2 separate regions of the Homo sapiens genome follow, and region 2 is linked to region 1. A link is a loop called in an ENCODE intact Hi-C map of the cell type or tissue named here. Cell type or tissue: dorsolateral prefrontal cortex. All regions are shown on one strand. Links, peaks and the distances in the headings refer to the core of each region. The heading gives the core; the rest is flanking DNA.

Region 1 (14,523 bases), core at 1,292-9,291:
TTGGTCTTGAACTCCTGACCTTGTGATCCTTCCGCTTCAGCCTCACAAAGTGCTGGGATTACAGGCGTGAGTCACCGCACCCGGCCTTCTCTTTTTTTAAAATGTATTTTTTTTCTTTTAAAATCAACTTTAGGCCAGGTGCAGTGGTGTGTGCCTGTAATCCCAGCATTTAGGAGGCCAAGGTAGGAGAATTGCTTGATGCCAGGAGTCTGACACCAGCCTGGGCAACAAAGTGACCCTGTCTCTACAAAAAGCTAAAAAAGTTGTCCAGGTGTGATGGCAAGTGCCTGTGGCCCCAGCTACTCGGAAGGCAGAGGTGGGAAGATTGCTTGAGCCCAGGAGTTTGAGGCTGCGGTGAGCTGTGATCACACCACAGCACTCCAGCCTGGGTGACAGAGGGAGAGCCTTCTTGAAAAAATAAAATACAAGAAAAATCAACTTTGTTAAGCTATAATTTATATACAGTAAAATGAATCCATTTTAAATATAGGTTGATGAGTTTTGACAATTGTATAACCCCAAACACCCCCAATCAAGATATAAAACATTTCCACCTTTTCTTTCTTTCTTTTATCTTTTTTTGAGACAGAGTCTCTCTCTGTTGCCCAGGCTGGAGTGCAGTAGTGCGATCTCGGCTCACTGCAACCTCCGACCACTGGGTTCAAGCGATTCTCCTGCCTCAGCCTCCCGAGTAGCTGGGATTACAGGCGCCCGCCACCACACCTGGGTAGTTTTTGCATTTTTGGTAGAGATGGGGTTTCACCATGTTGGCCAGGCTGGTCTCAAACTCCCAACATCAGGTGATCCTCCCGCCTTGGCCTCCCAAAGTGCTGGGATTACAGGCGTGAGTCATCACGCCCAGCCCATTTCCACCCTTCTAGAAGGTTTCTTTGTGCCTTTCTGAGGTCAACCTCCTTTCCCTGCTCCCCAGTAAACTATTTTTTTTTTTGAGAGGGAGTTTCACTCTGTCCCCCAGGCTGGAGTGCAGTGGTGCGATCTCGGCTCACTGCAAGCTCCGCCTCCCAGGTTCATGCCATTCTCCTGCCTCAGCCTCCTGAGTAGCTGGGACCACAGGTGCCCGCCACCATGCCCGGCTAATATTTTTTTGTATTTTTAGTAGAGATGGGGTTTCACCATGTTAGCCAGGATGGTCTTGATCTCCTGACCTCGTGATCTGCCGGCCTCGGCCTCCCAAAGGGCTGGGATTACAGGCATGAGCCACCGCGCCCGGCCTCCCCAGTAAACTATTAATCTGCTTCCTGTGACGATAGATTACAGTGGTCTTATAAAGAGAACCTATGTGAAGCACTGTTTTTTTGTCTGCCTTCTTTTTTCAGCATGTTTATGAAATTTATCAGTGGTTTGCTGATGTTCAGTGGTTTGTTCTTATTTGCAGCCGCGTAGTGTAGTGTTTTACGGATGTAGCACAGTTTTTGGCTAAAAGAATGAGCCGGTGTGAGCCTTCTTGCACAGAACCCTGCTTAACAGCCTTTTTTTTTTTTTTTTGAGATGAGTCTCGCCCTTTCCCCCAGGCTGGAGTGCAGTGGTGCCATCTCAGCTTACTGCAAGCTCCACCTCCTGGGTTCACGCCATTCTCCTGCCTCAGCCTCCTGAGTAGCTGGGACTACAGGCGCCTGCCACCACGCCCAGCTAATTTTTTGTATTTTTAGTAGAGACGGGGTTTCACCGTGTTAGCCAGGGTGGTCTCCATCTCCTGACCTCGTGATCCGCCCGCCTCGGCCTCCCAAAGTGCTGGGATTACAGGCATGAGCCACTGCACCCGGCCCTGTTTCACAGCCTTTTAATGTTAAAGGCTGGGTGGATGAGCTTGAATTTGTAATGAATCTTCTGTCATGGGCATCAAAGCTGTTTCAAACTGTAAGGGTAGAAAAGGTGGAATCCGTTTCCTCACCCATTGTTACAAGACCAGCAGATCCACATGCCTGCTCCACCGTGACACCACGACACACCAGTACACCGTGCAGCAGGGTTCGCAGCAGGGAAGAGTTTAATGATTGCAGGGCTCTGAGCAAGGAGATGGGAGGAGATCCTCAAATCCATCTCCCCTAGGAGCTTTGGGCTGGGGCTTTTAAGGGGATCATGGAGGGCGATGGGCTTTAGAAGTGGGTTGTTGATAGGTCTGGGGATGGGAGGTAAAATCATCAGGAGGTGGAAAATGTATTCTTTGGTGAATCAGGTCCTCCTGGGGTCCTTGAGACCAGCTGTCATCAGTAGTTTCTTTCTTTTTTTTTTTTTGAGACAGAGTCTCACTCTGTCACCCAGGCTGGAGTGCAGTGGTATGGTCTCCACTCACTGCAACCTTCACCTTCTGGGTTCAAGCGATTCTCCCACCTCAGCCTCCAGAGTAGCTGGGAGTACAGATGCATGTCACCACACCTGGCTGATTTTTGTATTTTTAGTAGAGATGGGTTTTCACTATGTTGGCCAGGCTGGTCTCGAACTTCTGACCTCGTGATCTGCATGCCTCAGCCTCCCAAAGTGCTGGGATTACAGGCGTGAGCCACCGCGCCCGGCCGGTGTCAGTAGTTTCATTGGTACACAGGACCCAAAAGAACATCTCAAATGGAAACTTTTGACTGGGCGCCTGGCCAACATGGTGAAACCCTGCCTCTACTAAAAATACAAAGAATTAGCCAGGCATGGTGGCGTGAGCCTGTAATCCCAGCTGCTTGGGAGGCTGAGGCGAGAGAATCACATGAATCTAGGAGTGGAGGTTGCAGTGAGCCGAGATCGTGCGGTTGCACTTCAGCCTGGGCAATCAGAGCAAAACTCTGTCTCAAAAAAAAAAAAGGAAAAGGACATCTTTGCAATGTTAAAGTTGTTATCTATATCTACAGGGCAGTGAGGGAGAGCTACAATCTTGTAACAGAGTCTCTGTGATTCTAAGGCAACAGGCACCAAAAAACTTTGAGGTCAGAGAGCAAGTTGACCTAGCGATGGATGCTGAATGTGCTACAAGCCTGGTTTATTCTCATTTCTCCTCCTCTCTTCTTCCTTGATTAATTTTATAAAGTTTATAGGGATGGTCTCATCATCATCAGGGCCATGGGTGACAGTTCTATAACAAAAGACAGGTTCACAAGAGAAAAGCACACCAGATTTATTTAATCAAAGCTTTATGTGACAGGGAGGTGTCAGAAGTGGAGACTCAGAGACCCAGGGAAGATGGTCCCTGTGCTTAGAGTTGGTGGAGAACAGGCAGCCGTGTGGACAGGTGTCGGACGGCAGGGGATGCCTGTGGGGATGGACTGCGAGGCTGGCGAGGCCAGCTGTGCAGATCCCCCTTGGCCTCTCTGTGCAGTGCTTCTCCCCCCAGGGATGGGGTAGAACCCCCGGAGGGAGGGTCTTTTACGACCCACAGTCAGACAAGGTGGGCATGGCCAGCTCTTCCCCAGAAAGGCAGGTAGCGTTCGAGTCATGTTTCTAGGTCTCATGGCTGGCTTTGGGGGAGAGGGACTCTAGTGTCCATGGCCCACCTAGGGAAAGAGGAATTCTGGCTTCTGCAACTTGCTGCTGGGGAGAAAGAGGGCGGGAGAAAGGAGGGGAGGAGAAGGTTGGAAGAAGACTTCGGATGCACCAGAGGCCTTCTGGTTTCCTTTAGTTCTGAATCCTCATGCCAGGCACCCTGCTTGTGGGGATCATGGTCTGAACCCCAACAAACCATTTTTGCTGTTAAAATTAACATGATGGGGCCGGCCAGGTGCAATGGCTCACGCCTGTAATCCCAGCACTTTGAGAGGCTGAGGCAGGCGGATCACCTGAGGTTGGGAGTTTGAGACCAGCCTGACCAACATGGAGAAATCCTGTCTCTACTAAAAATACAAAAAAAAAAAAAAAAAAAAAATTAACATGATGAACATCTTTGTTTTTAAAGAATAATTTCCTTCTGCAGGGACTGCTTTTGTGACCTCTAAAGCCTGTTTTAACCTTCTCATGGGGAAGCTCACCTTCCTCTCTCCTGTCCTTCTCTCCTGGATCTGTGACAGACAGGCTGCTTGGGGACCTGGCCTCTGAGGGGGTGTGAAGGCACCCCCCAATCCATAGTGCTGGGCACACAAAGGGTGTCTGGAAGCCCCTTGCTGACTTGAACTCAGAGTCCTCTCCCCTTCCGTGGCCTCCCGCCCCAGGCAGGAATCTCAGTTCAGAGCAGCAGAAAGAGAGCTGGTCTGGGGGGACCCTGGGTCTGCTCTGGTGCCTGGGACGGCCACCACCCCTCTCTCAGTGCTGGCCACACCCACAGCGAGTTCTCCCTCCTTTCCTGTCATTCCTGCTGGGCGCCTCCCCGAGGAAGGCCCCAGGGGGGTGGGTCCTGCAGAGGGAAGCTCGAGGGGGTGCACTCAGCTGCCACTGTCCGCCGCCTGTCCCTGGGGAGCATGGCAGCTGAGGGCAGGCCCCTCCCAGGACATGGGACCCCCCATGGCTGGAAGGTGACTGGGCCTTGCACACCCAGCTGGGGTAAGAGGGAGGGGCCTGGAGTCCAGCTTGGGGGCAGGATCTGGAGGGGGCTGGGTGGAGCATCCCTGGCGGTGGTTTGCTGGTCCAGGGCGCTGGGGCTTAAATGATCTGGTCCAGACTCTGCCCTGTTGCGGGGGAGGGCTGGGGCCTGGCACTTGGAAGCTGTTTCCCAGGTCTCCACGGGGGCTGCCATAGGGGCCTCTGCCAATCTCCGGGGCTTCTCAGGAGCCACTGGTCCGCTAAGCCTCACTTTTCTCATCTGTAGGATGGATGCCACCTGTGCCCACCTCACCGCTGCCGTGCAGGGGGAGGGCAGCTGGCCGCGTTGATGCAGTTTGACAAAGGTCCCTCCAGACCAGTCTGACAGCTTCCCAGTTCCCCGGAAACGGGCCAAGCTGCATTCCAGGCCTGGCACCAGGGCCGAGGTCTCCGAGGGGACAGTAGGGCTGCCGTGTCTTGGGAAGGTGGGAGGCGGGGAGCAGATGCCGGGAATACTCATCCCACTCTGGGGGTCTTCTTCACCCCTGTTTTATGGAGGAGAAGACTGAAGCTCAGAGCTGCTGCCCAGGGTCACTTCTAGGTCACCTCATGCCCCCTGCTTTGGCCTATGCAACCCACATCAGGCCTTCCTGAGGGAGCAGACCAGAGGGACAGCAGAGGGTGGGCAGGTGGGGCCTTCCCCGAGGAGGTCCTGCCCCTTGCCTCCTCCTTCCCACAGATGGGCTGCCCAGGGCCCCCAGGGGAGAAGGTCTCTGGCACCCAGCTGTCCGGTGTCCCCAACGTCCCCAGAGATGTCCCTGGTGATGACCCTGAAGACTCGGACCTGGTGCCTTCCGTGACCCTGGCGCCTTCCGTGACCCTGGCTGCAGCCCTTGTCCTGCTGTTCCTCCTGCTCTCGGCCTGGCTGGTGTGGGACGGACCTTGCCAAAGCTGCTGCTAATGTGGGCTCCAGGAAAGTGTTGGGGGCCTGGGCCTGGCACGGAGTTAGGGGAGGCACAGCGGGGCCTCCCAGCGACACCCTGGGCTGCACTCCATTCCACCCTTTCCCAAAGCAGCCCCAACGGGACCCCAAGACTCCCCAGCGGGGCCCCTGGGTGGCACCGGACTCTGCCATTGCAGGCAGGGGGCGTGCTCCTGGGGACGGCCCCGGATGTTGGGCTGAGAGCCTCGCGCAGCCCCGGCGCTCAGGCAGATCGGGCTCAAATCCACTTCCTCTCCAGGCTGGCTGCAGGACCTTGGCCCCGTCTGAATCTTTGCAAGGCCCTTTTGGGTATCGCAGTTAAAGCCAAGTGACCCCTAGGTACTGGTGAAATGAGCGGGTGAGTTGGAAGATGGGGGTTCTAGTCCAGGCTCTGCCCGTGCTGGGCTGTGACATGGGCAGGTGCCTTTTCCCACCTGGATCCTGGTTTCCCTGGTCATCCAATGGGGCTCACAATACCCCACTTCTGGGCCCTGTTGGGAAGGCAGGTGCCGTGGGAGGCTGGGGCTGGGCCAGGCGGGTGCCCTGGTCTTTGCTGCCACCTGGTGGCTACAGATAGAATCGCATCGTCTGCTGCATGGTGCCCTCTGGGTAGTCCAGGCCAGGGCTGAGGAGCTGAAGGCTTTTTATGTTTTGGTGCAGAACATTTTGAGATTGTGGATGTGGATAAGCACAAATCCTGTTACCCAGAGAGAACAGATTTTTAACATTTTCTATTTATCTTCTTTCCCCATCTCCATATCTATAATCTCCTTAACAAAATCATAGGGCGGAGGTAAGTTGTGAGCCGGGCTCTAGAGTCAGAGAATGCTGCCTGTGGCCCTGGCCCAGGGCCCTGATGCTCTTTTGTGCCGCAACAGCTCCCTCCCTGACCTCGACATAGGAAGCAGGGAAGCATTTTTAGGGCTGGGAGGAGTGTGGGAGACCTTCGGGCTGGAAGGTCTCCTGGAGGCTCCAAGACCCCCCACCGCCGTCTCTCACGGAACAAGTACTTGTCAAGATTTCTACTGTGGGCCGGGTGCGGTGGCTCAAGCCTGTAATCCCAGCACTTTGGGAGGCCGAGGCAGGTGGATCATCTGAGGTCAGGAGTTCGAGACCAGCCTGACCAACATGGAGAAACCCCGTCTCTACTAAAAATACAAAATTAGTTGGGCATGGTGGCGGCCACCTGAAGTCCCAGCTACTCAGGAGGCTGAAGCAGGAGAATTGCTTGAACCCAGGAGGCAGAAGTTGCGGTGAGCCGAGATTGAGCCATTGCACTCCAGCCTGAGCAAAAGAGTGAAACTCCGTCTCAAAAAAAAAAAGAAAAAAAAAATTTCTACTGTGAGCCAGCCCCTGCGGGGAAACAGGGTAAACAGGATCCCTGACGGAGCTGGGGTATGACCAGGAATGGGAAGGCTGGACTCACTGCAGCATGCTGGGGCTGGGCTGGGTAAGTAGGGCCTGCAGGAAGGGGCAGATGAGCTCTAGGGTGTAGGAGGAGTAGGCCAGGGCCGGGGTCCCCAGGGAGGCTGTTCCAGGCAGAGGAACAGACTATGGGGAGTTCAGAAGTCACTCTGTGTTCTTCTGCACCAGCTACTGCTCCCCTCAGGGAACTGGAGGCCTCTGGAGCCTCCGAGAAGCAGCCACCGAGAAGGGGCAAGTGAGCGGCAAGGCCGTGGTTCCACATTCCCAAACCACGCTTTGTCCTTCCTGGGGTCCCCGTAGGTGGGGCTCTTCTCCCTCCTCCAGCTTTCTGAAGCCAAAGTACACACCTCGGTGTCCATGATGGGGCAGCCGGGGGGCTGTACGCTTCCTCTGTCTCTGTCTCTGGGCAGACCATAGTCCAGCGTGCTGCCCCTACTGCCCTGGAAAAGCCGAGCCGGGAAGCGAGCGGTGGCTTTAGAGGCGTCGTGCAGAGGGGGAGACGGAGGTAGAGCCTGGAGGTTTGGGGCACCTCCTGAAGCAGTGGGGTGGCCTTTCAGGTGGGGGGACTGAGAGAGCAAAGGCCTACAGGCTAGACCGGGGCCTCCCTGAGCTGTCATAAGCAGGACAGGACGTGGGGGCGCGCCACGGAGCCGCCTCCCTCCCCTGCCCATCCTGCCTGCTACAGGAAGGGCACACCCGGAGAAAGGAGGGAGGCCGGTTCCTGGCAGAGCAATGTTGAGGCTGATCCTCCCTGCTTCCCCCCACAAGCCTCTCTGTGAGCCTCCTCCCTGTCCCGCACACCCACCTGGGGGATGCCGCAGATTCTCAGAATCAGGCTCTACATGGCCCCAAGCAGCACATGGCCTGGCGGAGGCAGCAAGCATGGCCGCCGGAGCCTCTGGCCTTCTGCCCAGGGAGCAGGGGCCCCTTGGGGGCTGTTCTCTCTGCTCCCTCTGTCATGTCCCCTCTCTGTTGGTGGAGGAGAGTGGCTGCAGGCAGGCGCCTGACTCCCCCAGCTCCACACGGCTCCAGCTTTCTCTGCCTCTCCGTGTTCACCCCTCAACGCATCTTGTCAAATGGAGACCTCGAAGGCTGGGTGCAGTGGCTCAGGCCTGTAATCCCAGCACTTTGGGAGGCCGAGGCAGGTGGATTGCTTGAGGACAGGAGTTCGAGACCAGCCTGGGCAACATGGCTAAACCCCGTCTCTACAAACAATTTAAAAATTAGCTCGGTGTGGTGGCACACGCCTGTAATCCCAGCTACTCAGGAGGCTAAGGCAGGAGAATCGCTTGAACTCAGGAGGTGGAGGTTGCAGTGAGCTGAGATCACGCCACTGCACTCCAGCCTGGGTGACAGAGCAAGACTTTGTCTCAAAAAAAAAAAAAAAGAAGAAGAAGTAAAAATGGAGACCCTGAGACCCAGCTTCTGAGGTCGGGGGGTGGAGTTAGTAACTCACAGTACGGGCTGGTAGAGTCTGCCAGGGTGGTCTGGGCTGGGCTGTTGGGGATTTCAAACCCACGTCCCTCTTCGCATCCCGTCAGAGGCTGCCCGAGGCAGAGGCAGAACCTGCGGCTTCTTCCTCCCAAGTGCTGAGATCAGGTCCGAAAGTTCCAGTCATTCGCACTCCTAGAAGTGGCTTCCAGCCTTGGCCCAGGAGCCATCAGGACCAGGGACGAGGGCTGCAGGGAAGCCCAGGTACGCAGGCCGAGGAGCCCATGTCTGCCCCAGAGCAGGGCAGCAGGAGGATGGCCTCTGGCCCTTGCCACCCTGGGCCTCAGCCCTGCCTGCAGGCCCAGTGCTAACGAGAAACGCAGGCCGACCAGGGCAGTGTATGCCTGCTCTGTGCGTTTGTATTTCTGACCAGCGCCCATGAGAAGGCTGTGTGGTTTCCAATGCATTTCCAGGGGCCAACTCATTCCACCCGCCTAGCTCTGGTGGCTCCTGCAGGCCAAGCCCTCGCAGAGAGGGCCTGGGGTGAGAGCAGGCATCTCCGTGCAGCTTGGCCAGGAAGGAATCGCATCCGCAAGGAAAATATTGTTCTGTATAATTCAGTGGCCCGTTTTATAAACATTGTGGTTCTACCTTGGGGTTTTTCCCGCCTTGTCTCCTACCTCCCCTCCCCACCTTCCAGGGGCTGCTGGGCAGCCAGATGCCTGAGGTTAGGAAAGTATGTGCTTTTGCCGGGCTAGACAGTGCAAAGGGTGACAGGGTGGGCCTGGGGACGGGGCTCAGCCAGCCAGAGAGAGTTCTGGGGTGGGGTTGGCAGGACTGCAGCTCAAGCTGGTTTGCAAAGAGGTGTGAGAGCAGGCAGCCCGCCAGAGCGTGTGTGCGTGTGTGTGTGTCTCTGTGTAGGGATGTGCCTATGTGTGTTTGCCTGTGTGTGTGCCCGTGTGTGTGCATGTGTATATATGTGTGTTTATGTGTACATGGGTTCTGTGTGTTTGGATGTGTGTCTTTAACCAGGAAGCTGGGTATGGAGTGACACTGGCATCCTTTCTACCAGCCTGGATGTGGGCTGGTGGGTGTCTGCAAGGCCAGGTTAAAGTGGCCCATAGAGGGGCAAGGCAAGCTCCCCCCTCGGGGAAGAGGCTGCTCTGTGCCATTGTTGAGAGAGCGGGCATGGGGACAGATGGACTCCAATCCAGCCTGTATTTCCAGCACTCCCTAGTTGAGTGGCTTTGGGAAAGTCACTCTTCCTCCAGGTCAGTCACCGGGGGCTGTGGGGCTATACTGCCACCTCCATTCCTTTCTGCTTCCTTCTGAAAGGACCCTAATTTTGCTTGGGGATGGCAATGAGCCTTCCCTGCGGCCAGGTGGCCACGTGTCGGTGCAGAGGCCACGAGGGCTAGACAGGAGGGTCTGGGGCAGCTCTTCCTGATTAGAGAGGTAAAGTCTCACTGGAAAACGTTTTGGGTCCTGCCCTCTTTTTCCTGCCTGGAATCCCGTCGCGTGGCCGGGGGAGGCAGCTGCTCACTGGCAACCATGAGGGTGAGACCCAGTCTTGAGGCTGAGACCGAGGCAGGAGGGTGGGACCCACGCTACGCTGCTGGGGAAGGAAGCAGGCAGGGGCTCTCAGGCAGTGTCTGGAGGCTGGATGTCCATGTGGAGTGATGGGGTTGGCTTCTGTTTGCTGCAGCCTCATGCACTCCTGCTGGACACCCGGTGTCACTCTCTCTTCATCTGGGGATTGAGGGACCTGGAGGCTGGAAGGGGCTGGCTCATGGGTGTGCTCTGGATCTAGGCACCCTCCTCACTGCCACACCCTGAGGGGCACTGGGGAATCGTCCTCAGAGGCGTGCAGGGGTGCTGTCGGGACAGTCGGGCCCTACTGCTTCAAGGCTGCAGGAGGAGGATGGGGAGGATCTGGAGGGGGAGGAGGAGCTGGAGAAGGAGAAGCAGGGAGAAGAAGGAGGAGGAGGAGAGGGAGGAGGGGGGGAAGGTGAGGAAGAGGAGCTGGAGGAGGAAGAGGGGAAGGAGGTGCTGGAGGAGGAGGGGAGGGGGAGAAGGAGGAGTTGGAGGAGGATGGAAAGGAGGAGAGGGAGGAGGAAAAGGTGGAGGAGGGAGGAGGAGGAGTTGGGGGAGGAGGATGGAAAGTAGGAGAGGGAGGAGCAAAAGGTGGAGGAGGGAGGAGGAGGAGTTGGGGGAGGAGGAAAGGGAGGAGGACAGTGAGAAGGAGAAGCTGGAGGGGGAGGAGGAAAAGCTGGAGGATGAGGGGGAGGAGGAGTTGGAGGAGGAGGGGGAAGGAGGAGCTAGAGGGAGAGGAGGGGGAGGAGGAGGGGAGGAGGAACTGGAGGAGGACTTGGAGGAGGAGGGAGGGAGGAGGACAGCCTGGGTGGGAAGTTGCACTTGGCCCAGCTCCCAGAGAGGTGGGTGGCTTTAGGTCATGCGTTCATCTGAGACCTAGTACAACCTAGGACCCTGGGGCCCTGTGCCGGTCACTGTGCCTCTTCCAGCCTCGGTATCCTCTGGAAGGTGAGAATGAAAAACACCCAATGACACTCAGACTGGACAGGAGCAGGTACGCAGACAGCAGATGGCCAGGTGCACAGAGGTGTCGCCTGACTTCCTCACCGGGACGGCATGGGGTGGGGCTCCTCCTGCAGGCGAAGCCCGCCCGGGACTGGGCTCTGGTGGGTTCTCTCTCTTTTCCTTCAACCAAAGACCTGGCTGGACACCCCCCATCTGACACTCCGGGGGCTTTCAAGGGGCTTCAGGCAACCCACATGCATTCTGGGCATCCCATTTAGGGGGATGAAGAAGGAATTGGATAAGGCAAGGGTGGGGCTGGCCCGTCTCCTCTGCTGGTGCATCAGCCCCTCCTAGGGACACCACTGTCCTTGACCCCTCTGCAGGCCAATCAGCCCTCCTTGGGAAGCCGCCGTCCTTGCCCGCTCTGCTCCTGGGGTCCCACCCAAGCTTCAATCCTCGCTGTGTGGTCTTCCCTCCGTGAGCCTTCATTTCCTCATCGGTAAAATGGGGGAGAGGAGAGCGCGGGGGTCAGCCCTGAGCCTGGCTGGTTGGCTACTTAATGGGCTTCTGGTACCTTGACCACCATCTTTGACAGCCTCAGTTTACAGATGAGGCCCTGAGGCCTGGAGGAAAGGATTAGGCTGCCTGGGATGTGGGTGAGAGGTCTGATTCTGACCCGGTGAAGTGAGCTCCTGTCCCCTCTGGGGTTCCCCAGCAGGCATTAAGGGAGGGGTCAGACGAGGTCCCCCTACCGTGGCCAGATGTGCAGCGACCTTGGGCTGTAACCTCAGGGGGTTCGCGCCCCCCACAGCCTGCTGGGGACTGACCAGGCCTGGGGGAGACTGGGGGAGCGAGGGGCTGGGAGGGAATACCACCTGGCCGGACGAGGCCCACACCGCCCTGCCAGCCTGGCATCTCTGCTCTCCCAGGCTCAGCCAACACCCGCTCTAGGACTCAGCCAACTATTTGTGGGCTGCTAAGTAGCATGACAGCTGCTTTTCTTGCTAAAGTATGACATTACATTTTTCCGGATGGCCGGGCACTTCCTGGCCTGAAGTGTGCTAAGTGACAGCCTCACTCTGTCCCGCTGCCCCCCGAGTCCCTGCCCGCCTCCCTGCTTTGTCCAGGCTGGCTTGCAGGGCCAGGCCGAGACCCGTCCTGGCCTGTGTTCAGACAGAGCCTAGTACGGGCCCCCAGGGCTGCAGGTGGCCCAGGAAACTTCCCCGGGGTTATTTTTGGCCTCTGTGCTGGCCCATGGACTCCCTGCCAAAAGCAATTACTGAATTTTCATCTTGTTTTGCTGATGGTTTAGACTATGTCAAAAATGTTCCACTGGAAGGCCTGAGGGCACCTCGGGCTGGGGGATGTGGGGCTCGGGAGCCCAGCTGTGGCCGGGTCCCCGGAATAGATCTCTGGGGTTGCTGGCGAGAAGAAGGAGGACAGGGGAGCCGGGGCCTGTTTGTTTGTAGCTGCCACTGGGTGCTTCCCACACGCACAGCGTGCTCGGCTGGTGGTCATGCTCCCTGCGCCCTCTGCCAGCTGTGCGTGTCCTTCTCTCCCACTTTACAGAAGAAGAAACAGGTTCAGGGAAAGGGCCGAGGGCATGCCCAGGCTGCACTCTGTTCTGTGGGCTGCCGCACTTCCAGCGCAGAAGGATTTCCCTGGCTCAGGGGTGGCAGGGACTGGGGGCTGGGGAGGCCACGGGGAACAAGGCAGGGTCTGCCCAGGCCCTCTTCTCACTGCCCGGGGCGAGGGGTGTCCGAACCAATCAGATCTTTCCTAAGTTAAATGTCTGTGTTGCGGGCTTCGGCTACTCTGTTCATCCTCCTGGGAATTGCCCAAATGGCAGCCAGGTGGATGCAGGAGAAGGTTGGAGGGAAGGCTGGAAATCAGAGGGGGCCGCCCTCAGGCTTCTGTCCATCTGCAGGGGCCCCACTGGCAAGCAGCACCTCTCCAGAACTCTGTGTCCCTTCCTCTCCCCTCCGCAGCAGCCCTGGGAGGCAGATGCTGCCATGAAACCACGGTGCCCTCAAGAAACCTGGCCATGAGGGGGCTTCCTGCCTGCCCACGGCCCTGCAGGTCATGGTAAGGGGTGGTCCTGGAGTTTGTGCCCTGGCACTTCCATTCCAGAGTCACTGCCAGGACCTTAAGCCTGGAGCTCCCCAGGCTGCATGGCAGTGGCTTGCTATGCAGGCCATGGCTGGGGTGAAGGGTGCCTGGGGCGAGGGGACATGTCACTTGGGGCCCTGGGTTGCCTGGCCTGCTGGGGGCCCCCTTGTTGCTCAGCTGCTGTCCTGGGGTCACGGCTCTCGGCCACTCTGCTCACTTGCAGTTCCTGGGAGCCTGTGGACATCGTGTTCTCGAGCCTGAAGGACCAGCAGGGCCCTGGGTGAACGGGGCGGTCCAGGGCCAGGGCCTGTGCTCACACTCCTGCGTGCATTCCCACGCTTCAGCAAAGCAATGCCGCCTCCTATCTGACAGGCTCAGGGTGGCCCTTCGTGGGTATTGTCACCACATTCGCTTGTGCATCAGACGCTTTTTGAGGAAGCTCAGGCCCAGCTTCATACCAGGCACTGGGATGGGGGTCAGCCCTGCCTTGAGGGCTGACCAGTTCCAGAGGGGAGACACACTGAAAACCATCACACCCTCGGCAGGCTGGGGCAGGGCAGAGGGGCACAGGCACCAAGACACAGGAGAGCCAGGTCAGGGCAGAGGGGCACAGGTCCCCGGACACAGGAGAGCCGGGGCAGGGCAGAGGGGCACAGGACTCGGGACATAGGAGAGCCGGGGCAGGGCAGAGGGGCACAGGCCCCCAGACACAGGAGAGCCGGGGCAGGTCAGAGGGGCACAGGACCCGGGACATGGGAGAGCGGGGACAGGCTGCTTCCTGGAGGAGGTGATGCCTGAGCTCAGTGAAAAAACACATGTGTGGGGCCAGCCAGGGGATCGGGTTATGCAGGGCGAGGCTGCCCCAGGTACTTGGGAGGGAGGTGGCCCTGGGTGGGTGTTGGGGCCGTTGGCGGCAGGTGCATCTGCCCTGGTGTCTGCCAAGGCAGAGCCCAGACTGGACGGCTCAGCGCTGGCCTGGGTGTGGGCGACGCTTGCAGGGGCCGTGTGGGTGTCTGCGTGTGAGTGCCCATTGTGAGTCTCGTGTACCTGTGTTCACATGGCTAGGGTCCGGCTTCCAGCTGGTCCTGTCGCCCTGGGATGCCACACGTATTGTAATTACATCTGGGATTTCAGGGGGAGGAGGAGATGGGGTGCCTGCATGCCTCCTAAAATGTTTGAAGGCCTTATATTGGAAGAATGGGAATGTCTGCCTGAGGGGCTTGCCCATATCGACAGAGAAGCCCGCCTCCTCCTGCAGATAAGGAGTGGGGTTTGCTTCTTGCGCATGGAGGATGGGTACAGGGCTCTGCTGTCCTGAAACGGACAGGCCTGCCAGCTCAGTTGATAGAGAGGGGGCTGGAAAGCTTGCCCGGGTGTCCCGCCCCCATGGCTGGGACACGAACTGGCCTTGAACCCACCCAGCCCCGGCCTCCCCTGCGTCCCCCAGGCTGGCGGCCTCACTCTGTGGCTGTGGGGCCTTTTCCCTTCCAGCTCCTGGCCCTGTTTTCCTGGGTCTTGTATGGGCGGGGGCCTTATGAATGTACCATCCAAGTAGAAAAGATGGGCTCACCACATGAACGCAG
Region 2 (8,000 bases), core at 1-8,000, 450 kb before region 1:
AGTACCCCTAAAGCTACCCCCTTCTTTACATTAATGAAAAGATGAGATGGCTTTTCTAGGGAAGGCAGGGCTAGGACGGGGCAGTTATGAGCATATGTTTTAGTTCTTCAACCTGGTGGATTTCTTCAGAGGTCCACAGAAGAGGGTCAGGCTTTTCTTGGGCAAGCTTTAGGTATAAAGATTTTGTTTTTAGGGCATATGAGTCAATCCGTAAGCGGCAATATCCAACCAATCCTAGGAATGTTACGAGTTCCTGCTTAGTTTTAGGCAAAGTTAAGAAGGACACGATCCCTTCGACGTGTTCAGTTCCTGTCCTTCGTATCAAGTGTCCTAGGTATTTAACTTCTGGCTCTACAGATTGAAGCTTTCCCTTTGAAACCCCATAACCCTTTTCCTTGCAAATGGTTAAGGAGGTGGACGGAGAGGGCAGCTATCCGTTCTGTAGCTTCACCAGATACCAGCGGGTCATCCACGTATTGGAGCAGGCATGTGTTTTGGGGTAGAAATTTGTTCTAGAACTTGTTCTAGAATCTGACCGAAGAGGTTAGAGGAGTCTGTGAAGTCTTGGGGGAGAACTGTCCGTCGATACTGTTGCTTCCGTCCGGAATGGGGATCTTTCCATTCGCAAGCAAAAATGTCTCGGCTGTCCTCAGACAAGGGGCATGCCCAAAAAGCATCTTAAATATATTACTGTAAACCACTGATGGTCGTATGGAATTTTGCTGAGGAGGGTGTAAGGATTAGGGACAACAGGGTGAGTAGTCTGGAATATCTGGCTGATGGCCCAGAGGCCTTGCACTAGTCAGTATGACCCATCTGACTTTCTTACAGGCAGTATTGGGATAAGGGGACACACCGGGTTCAAGGAGCCCGTCCCTAATGAGACTCTCAATGATAGGTTTTAGGCCTATTCTGCCTTCTAAGGGGATGGGATATTGCTTCCTTCTTACTATTTCCCCCCGGGGTTTTTAACTTTATATGTATGGTGGGGGGGTGGGACTTGGAGTCTTCCCCAATTCCCTTCCCTTGACCAGAGATCGGGATGAATGTATTTTTCTTCATGGTGGTAAGTAGGTTTAATGAGGTGAGGAATCCTTCTGGGCTAACATGTAAACCTATACCTAACTTTAAGTCTCTTCCTAACGGGTTAGTTCCTGCTTCAGGGATTAGCAGAAATTTAACGTGGGCTGTTCGATTTTTATGTTTGAACTCTGCGTCTTCTAAGATTTTTGCTCTAAATCCTTCTCCCTTTACCCCTGAAACAAAAAGCTCTTCTGAGGAGCAGCTGACGCTAGACGGAAGGGAACAAACAGAAGAGCGAGCAGCACCCTTCTGCAGAAGTAAACTTAGCACATTTAGTTCTGCAGAAGAAAGGTGCTGTGCTGCTCGCTCTTCTGGCCACCAGAGCACACGGAACAAAGGAGGAAAGGTTCCTGTGTCTTGTCCCACTGGCTGGAGTTGGACCGCACAATCTAAGCTGATCTCGATTGGCTATTTCAAATAGAACAGGGATGTGGGTTACAGTGGCTGGATGAGCGGTTTCGCCAGGAAGAATAGTTTCGGCGGGAAGGGCAGTTACAGAGCGGGTAACTAAGGGCAAGGAGGCGCAAAGAACAAGGAAGTTAGACTTTGAAGATGGAGAACAAAGAAGAAGGGAGTTGAACAAGCTGAACCTTTGAGGAGGAACTCACTCAACCTGGATATCTAATATCCGGGACACTGAGAGAGGGACGGAGTTGCTGGACGGCGGCTGAAGGGGAGAGTCTACCCGGGCGTGTGGTTTCCTTGGCAACGGAGAGTGTGGTGGACTCTGGGTGCCCAATGGGCAGGGCTTTGGTATCTGTAATTGCCAGGAACAGCCTTTTTCTCCCCAGGGGACAGAGGGGAAGGGACTGTGGGGGAGACCCCTAGGAGCTTTTTTTTTTTTTTTTTTGAGACGGAGTCTGGCTCCGTCGCCCAGGCTGGAGTGCAGTGGCGCGATCTCGGCTCACTGTAACCTCCGCCTCCCGGGTTCAAGCAGTTCTCCTGCCTCAGCCTCCTGAGTAGCTGGGATTATAGACACCCACCACCACGCCCGGCTAATTTTTGTTTTTTTTTTTTTAGTAGAGTTGGGGTTTCACCATGTTGGCCAGGCTGGTCTCGAACTCCTGACCTCAGGTGATCCACCCAGCTCGGCCTCCCAAAGTGCTGGGATTACAGGTGTGAGCCACTGCGCCCGGCTCCTAGGGGCTTTTTTTTCATTCCATCCACAAATGTGAGCCACAGCCTGGGCACTGGTGCCAGGAATGCAACTCTGCAGCCCCACAGGGTGTGTTGCACTGCCGTATCCTCATTACCCGGGGTAGAAAACTGAGGCACGGGGAGATGAAGCTCTGTTGACTTACCTGAGAGGGATAGACTGTTATGTTGTTAGGATTAGAGGTAGTGATGGTTGACATCTTATTCTCTGCCACGTACGGCTCTAGGTGCCTTACTTAGAGTCCGTCCTCTTTAGAACCCTACCAGGTAGGAACTGTCAGAGTCTGTATTTTACGGGGGAAGGAACTTGTTCGAGGTCACACAGCAAGTGGGGCAGCTGGAGGATGCTATGTGTAAGTTCTTTACATGTACCAGAACTTGAAGTGTCTCTTTAGAGAAGTTTTCCCTGATTGCCCTAACTAAAGTGGCCACTGGCAATTATCTGCCTCCTCATCCTGTTAATTCCAATCTGAAAATGTTTTAAAATGTTTATTCTGACAAAGGCTTATACATATAAAACATTTAAGAAAAAAGGAAAAAAAAATTTACTGTCTCTCGTCCTCTTGACCCTAAGACTGTCAACTCCATGAGAGTGGGGACTTCTTTTGTTCACTTCTGTACTTCTTTATTTTTATTTTTTTATTTTTTGAGACAGGGTTTCATTCTGTCACCAAGGCTGGAGTGCAGTAGAGCAATTATGGCTCACTGCAACCTCAACCTCCTAGGCTCGGGTGATCTTCTCACCTCACCCTGCCAGGTAGCTGGGACTATAGGCATGCACCACCACGCCCAGCTAGTTTTTGGTATTTTTTGTAGAGACGTGGTCTCCCTAAGTTGTCCAGGATGGTCTCGAACTCCTGGGCTCAAGCGATCCGCCTGCCTTGGCTTCCCAAAGGGCTGGAATACATGCATATGAATCTGCCGGGATCTTGCTAAATGAGCCACCATGCCTGGCCCAGTTCTCTGTTCCTAACATCCATAACAGTGCCTAGTTCTGTAAATACTTGTCAAATGCACGATTGAGTCTTCACAGCAATCTAGTGAGTTAGATGCCATTTTTATTCACATTTTTCAGATAAAGACACAAGAAAGTTTAGGTCAGACATCTACATGGTACAAGGGGATTTGAACTCATGCTTTGCTCTAGAGTCTGAACTTTTACCTGCTGCTTCCTCATCCTTTATGAATATGGAAAAGCCCTGAATTCATTAAGCACGGGCTGCCAGTAGAGCCCCAGTTAATCACGTTTTCTTCTTTTATATTATTCTCTTGATTTATGGCTTTGACAGAATCCTTACTCTCGCTAACCTCAGGGATTATTACAGTGTGAGCACTTTGGGAAGGGACCTTCCTTACTCATTCACTCTTCTCATGTTTCTTGAGCACCTCCCCTGTGCCAGGCCTACGTTTGGGTTCATTCCCGCCCCATCGGGACTCAGAGGTGTGTGTTTTATGAGGAGGAGATTCCTGAGAACCAAGTCTTCTTCATTCTCTCCCGAGATAGTTCCTGATCACTTCCTAAGGGACAGACCCTGTCCTGGGTGTTGGGAACCAGCTCACTAGCACGTAGGTGACCTTGTCCCAGTTCACGTTGTTGGTGCTTTCATATGCACACATCCAGTGCTCGTTGTGACCCAGCATTGGGCAAGTATTCATTCATATGTACGTGGCACATATTGAATGTCTACCATGAGTTAGGCACCAGGAGCTGTGCTTTATAGATATTTAATCATAACAGTCGTATGACATAGATGCTATTCTTGGGGTTTTTAAGGAGAGGGACCAAAAAGAGTGTTGGTATTCAGTTTCATGTGCTTGGAAAGCTAGAGGTAACAGCAAGTCAGAGCCCAAATGGTTGTTACTGATTGATTTAATCTCATTTGGACCTCGAAACATTTGCATATGAGACTAAATACCAAGACCCTTTATGGTGGGTAGTTGTTAGAGTAGGTAACCCTAGACAAGCCACTCCACCCCGCACCAAGCCTGAGTTACCTCCAAGATTGTGGGTGGCAAGCCACCCAGGTGCTGAGGCAAGAGACCGAGGGCATGAGCTGTTCCAGTATAATAAAATACATAAAACAACAAGTTATACTAGATCTAGATCATAGACATGATTATATATGAATATCATTAATCATTAGTTTGTAGGAATTACTCTTTATTCCAATATTATAATAATCCTCGCTCTATAATCATAACCTAAGAAAAACCAGGTCATACAGAGATAGGAGCTGAGGGGACATGGTGAGAAGTGACCAGAAGACAAGAGTGCGAGCCTTCTGTTATGCCCAGACTGGGCCACCAGAGGGCTCCTTGGTCTAGCAGTAACGCCAGTGTCTGGGAAGACGCCTCTTGCCAAGCGGACCATGGTCTAGCGGTAGCATCAGTGTCAAGGAAAAACACCCGCTACTTAGCAGACCTGCAAAGGGAGTCTCCCTTTCCCTGGGGGAGTTTGGAGAAGACTCTACTCCTCCACCTCTTGTGGAGGGCCTGACATCAGTCAGACCTGCCCGCAGTTATCCGGGGGACTGTCTCCCTGTGATGCTGTGCTTCAGTGGTCACGCTCCTAGTCCACCTTCATGTTCCGTCCTGTACGCCTGGCTCTGCCTTTTAGATAGCAGTAGTAAATTAGTGAAAGTACTAAAAGTCTCTGATATGCAGAAGTAATGGCATAAGCTGTCTCTCTCTCTCCCTCTCTGTCTGCCTCGGCTGCCAGGCAGGTAAGGGCCCCCTGTCCAGTGGACACATAACCCACGTGACCTTACCTATCATTGGAGATGACTCACACTCTTTACCCTGCCCCTTTTGCTTTGTATCCAGTAAATAACAGTGCAGCCAGACATTTGGGGCCACTACCGGTCCCCGCATTTTGGTGGTAGTGGTCCCCCGGGCCCAGCTGTCTTTTCTTTTATGTCTTTGTCTTGTGTCTTTATTTCTGCAGTCTCGTCTCCACACACAGGGAGAAAAACCCACCGACCCTGTGGGGCTGGTCCCTACAAAGATAAGGGTGATAGTATCTCCCCTCAAGTGTTGCCAGAAGGACCAACTAATGCCCCACACCGAGCAGGCACTTGATGGATGATGGCATTTACTTAGAAGGAAGGAGACGATTCTCATTTTTTCCACCAGATAAAAACTAAGATACATGGGTTTAAAAAATGGGCCTTTTGGGAATTAAGGGCCCAGAATGAAACATGAGCCTCCTGGCCTTTCCTGGATCACCGTCAGGCTTTTATTGAGAGAGGAGCAGCTCCCCACTGGCTGCTTGGCTTGTCATTGCTTCACTCTGTCTCCTTTGGCCTTGCCACAGATCTACGCAGACCCCACCAAGAGGCTGGAGCTGTACTTCCGGCCCAAGGACCCATACTGCCACCCAGTGTGCGCCAACCGCTTCAGTACCAGCAGCCTGCTGCTCCGCATCAGGAAGAGAACGAGGCGGCAGAAAGGGGTGCTGGGCACTGAGGCCCACTCCGAGGTCACATTTGACATGGAGATCCTTGGCATCATCTCCACCATTTACAAATTTCAGGGTAACTGAAATCTGCTCTTGCAATGTCTGGTTATTTCAGGGCTGGCCATCCTAGCTGCCTGCAGGAGCTGTGTGGGTCATCTGCACCAGTGGAGGGGGCCAGGATATGCCCAGGGGCTGTGGGGACACAGCAGGGCACAGGCCCCATCCAGGAGGCAGCCTTTCTTCCCTCCAGCCAACAGTTCCCCAGAGACTGCAGGTTCATTGCTGCCCAATCTTCAGCATTCTTAAGCTAGAAATCTCCTAATTTTTAATGAAACCATTGTGTGGGACCAAATAAAACTGGTCAGTAGACCTCCAGTCTTTCCCCCACCACAGTGTTTTGAACCTTCTCTTGTCTCGGCTGCTGTTGGTCTTGCCCTCCTAGCTCCCGAAGCCCCTTGGGACCTCCTCCTCCTCTGAACTCTCAGCAGGTTGAACGTCCCTCGTGGAGCCCTCAATCAGGTTTCCCACCTACCAGGAACCCCAGTGAGGAAGCAATAAAGCAAGGGAGGGAGACGGGTGAGAAAGACAGACTCTGGCATTGTGCCTGCCTGAGCCCTGCCAGTTTCTTTGGGAGGTGGCTTGGCTTCCCTGAGCCTCAGTGTCCTTGTCTGTGCAGTGCGGGCTACAGAGCCTGCGTTCCTTAGGCCCTCGTGAAGATTCCGGGAGGCAATGCTTGTGAATGGGCCAGCCTCTGGCCCACAGGAGGTGCCTGGCATATTACTAACAAGGCTTAGAGATGGCTAAGTTACATCTGCAGTTCTAGGCAGAATCTGAAGAGTATAAAGATTGAGAAGGGCAAAGAGGACTAGAAAGAAAAGAGGGGAAGAAGAAAGTGAAATGAAGGAGAAGCAGGACCTGGGGTCCCATGGGTTGGGCATTTTTAATGGCAGTCATTCTGGTGGGTCATGGCATTCACCAAAGAGGGCTGTTCTTTTGGGACAAGGTTTCCCAAGTGATTCATAAAACATAACACCTCATATTTTTCATCGAATTGAACCAGCATCTTGCTGCTCTGTGTGTGTCTCTGGACTGGCAGCATCAGCCTCACCTGGGAGCTTGGTAGAAATGCACCAGGTCAGAACCTGCATTTAGCAAGATCCCAGCAGATTCATATGCATGTTACTAGGTTGGTGCAAAGGTAATTGCAGGTTTTACAGTTAAAAGTAACATTCATCTAAGAAGCACTGACCTGGACTCCATCCTCACCTATCATGTAGCTCCCCACCTCCCCAAAATAATTTTCATGTAAGTGACTTAGACTGCATGGAGCCAACTTTGCAGAGGCATTTGGGAAGGGTGTGTTTTCCTGCCACCCTCACCCTGCAGCCTCCACCACATGGCCCACTCAGCACCTCCCTAAGCAGATGTGGGTGTCGGTGTGTGGCAGCTGCCCATTCCTGGACTCAATGTCTGCCATCTGCCCACCTCTCTTTCTAGGGATGTCTGACTTCCAGTACTTGGCTGTGCATACGGAAGCAGGCGGCAAGCATACGTCAATGTATGACAAGGTGCTCATGCTCCGGCCCGAGAAGGAGGCCTTTTTCCACCAGGAGCTGCCGCTCTACATCCCCCCACCCATCTTCTCCCGGCTGGACGCCCCGGTGGACTACTTCTACCGACCAGAGACCCAGCACCGGTAAGGCCCCCCTCCATGCAGCCTCGGTTCTCTATCCTGAAAATGGGATGGTCCGGGCACGGAGGCTCACACACTGGGCGTGGTGGTGCACACCTGTAATTCCAGCTACTCGGGAGGCTGAGGCTGGAGAATCACTTGAACCCAGGAGGCGGAGGTTGCAGTGAGCCAAGATCGCGTCACTGCACTCCAGCCCGGGTGACAGAGTGAGACTTTGTCTCCCAAAAAAAAAAAAAAAAAAAAAAAGAAAATGGGATGACAGTAGTACTACCCAACAGACGTATTGGGATTGAATTTAAAAAGTGTGTGCAGTTCTCAGCACAGGGCTGAGTACAGAACAGGGCCTTAGTAAGCGGTGGCCTGTGTGATCGCCAGGTTGGCCTCAGTCCTGAGGACAGTGCAAAGAACGTGACTGTGGGACATGTGGGTTCCTGCTGAGAAATGTCCTTTGGCTTAATCCCCTGGTCATTGCTGACCAGCCAGTCTCTGGACCTTGCTGTCACTAGTAATGACACTACCTAAGCAAGCCTCGTGGGAATGTCCCACTCTCTGACCCCAGCTCTTTCCTACTTCCTTTGCTCCCCATGGCCTCACCGTCCCTGTCCGTGGCGG

Evidence for each region. A loop is a pair of places that touch in the nucleus more often than their neighbours do. Peaks named below come from ENCODE experiments on the same cell type or tissue, not always from the same donor. Only the 100,000 strongest peaks of a DNase experiment are listed, where the experiment ranks them.
Region 2: a loop joins it to region 1, with 4 times the contacts of the local background. A loop is called at or near these places in 6 of 110 quality-filtered maps.

Annotation. Positions count from the first base shown.
Region 1 is chr9:133,480,497-133,495,019 of GRCh38, forward strand. It overlaps LOC102723855 (a long non-coding RNA gene), which reads left to right and starts at 11,215. Exons shown (of 3, transcript XR_428608.4): 1 at 11,215-14,523. RefSeq lists enhancers at 3,872-4,387, 4,903-5,418, 5,419-5,933. In dorsolateral prefrontal cortex, for the core only: CTCF peaks have their summits at 6,001 (motif pointing left) and 6,200; a DNase peak (open chromatin) is centred at 5,995.
Region 2 is chr9:133,036,536-133,044,535 of GRCh38, forward strand. It overlaps GTF3C5 (general transcription factor IIIC subunit 5), which reads left to right. Exons shown (of 11, transcript NM_012087.4): 2 at 5,552-5,771; 3 at 7,193-7,391. Among named protein-coding and RNA genes, the nearest start is that of GTF3C5, 9.5 kb to the left of the region's middle. In dorsolateral prefrontal cortex, for the core only: CTCF peaks have their summits at 4,551 (motif pointing right) and 4,761; a DNase peak (open chromatin) is centred at 4,566; H3K27ac peaks cover 656 bases.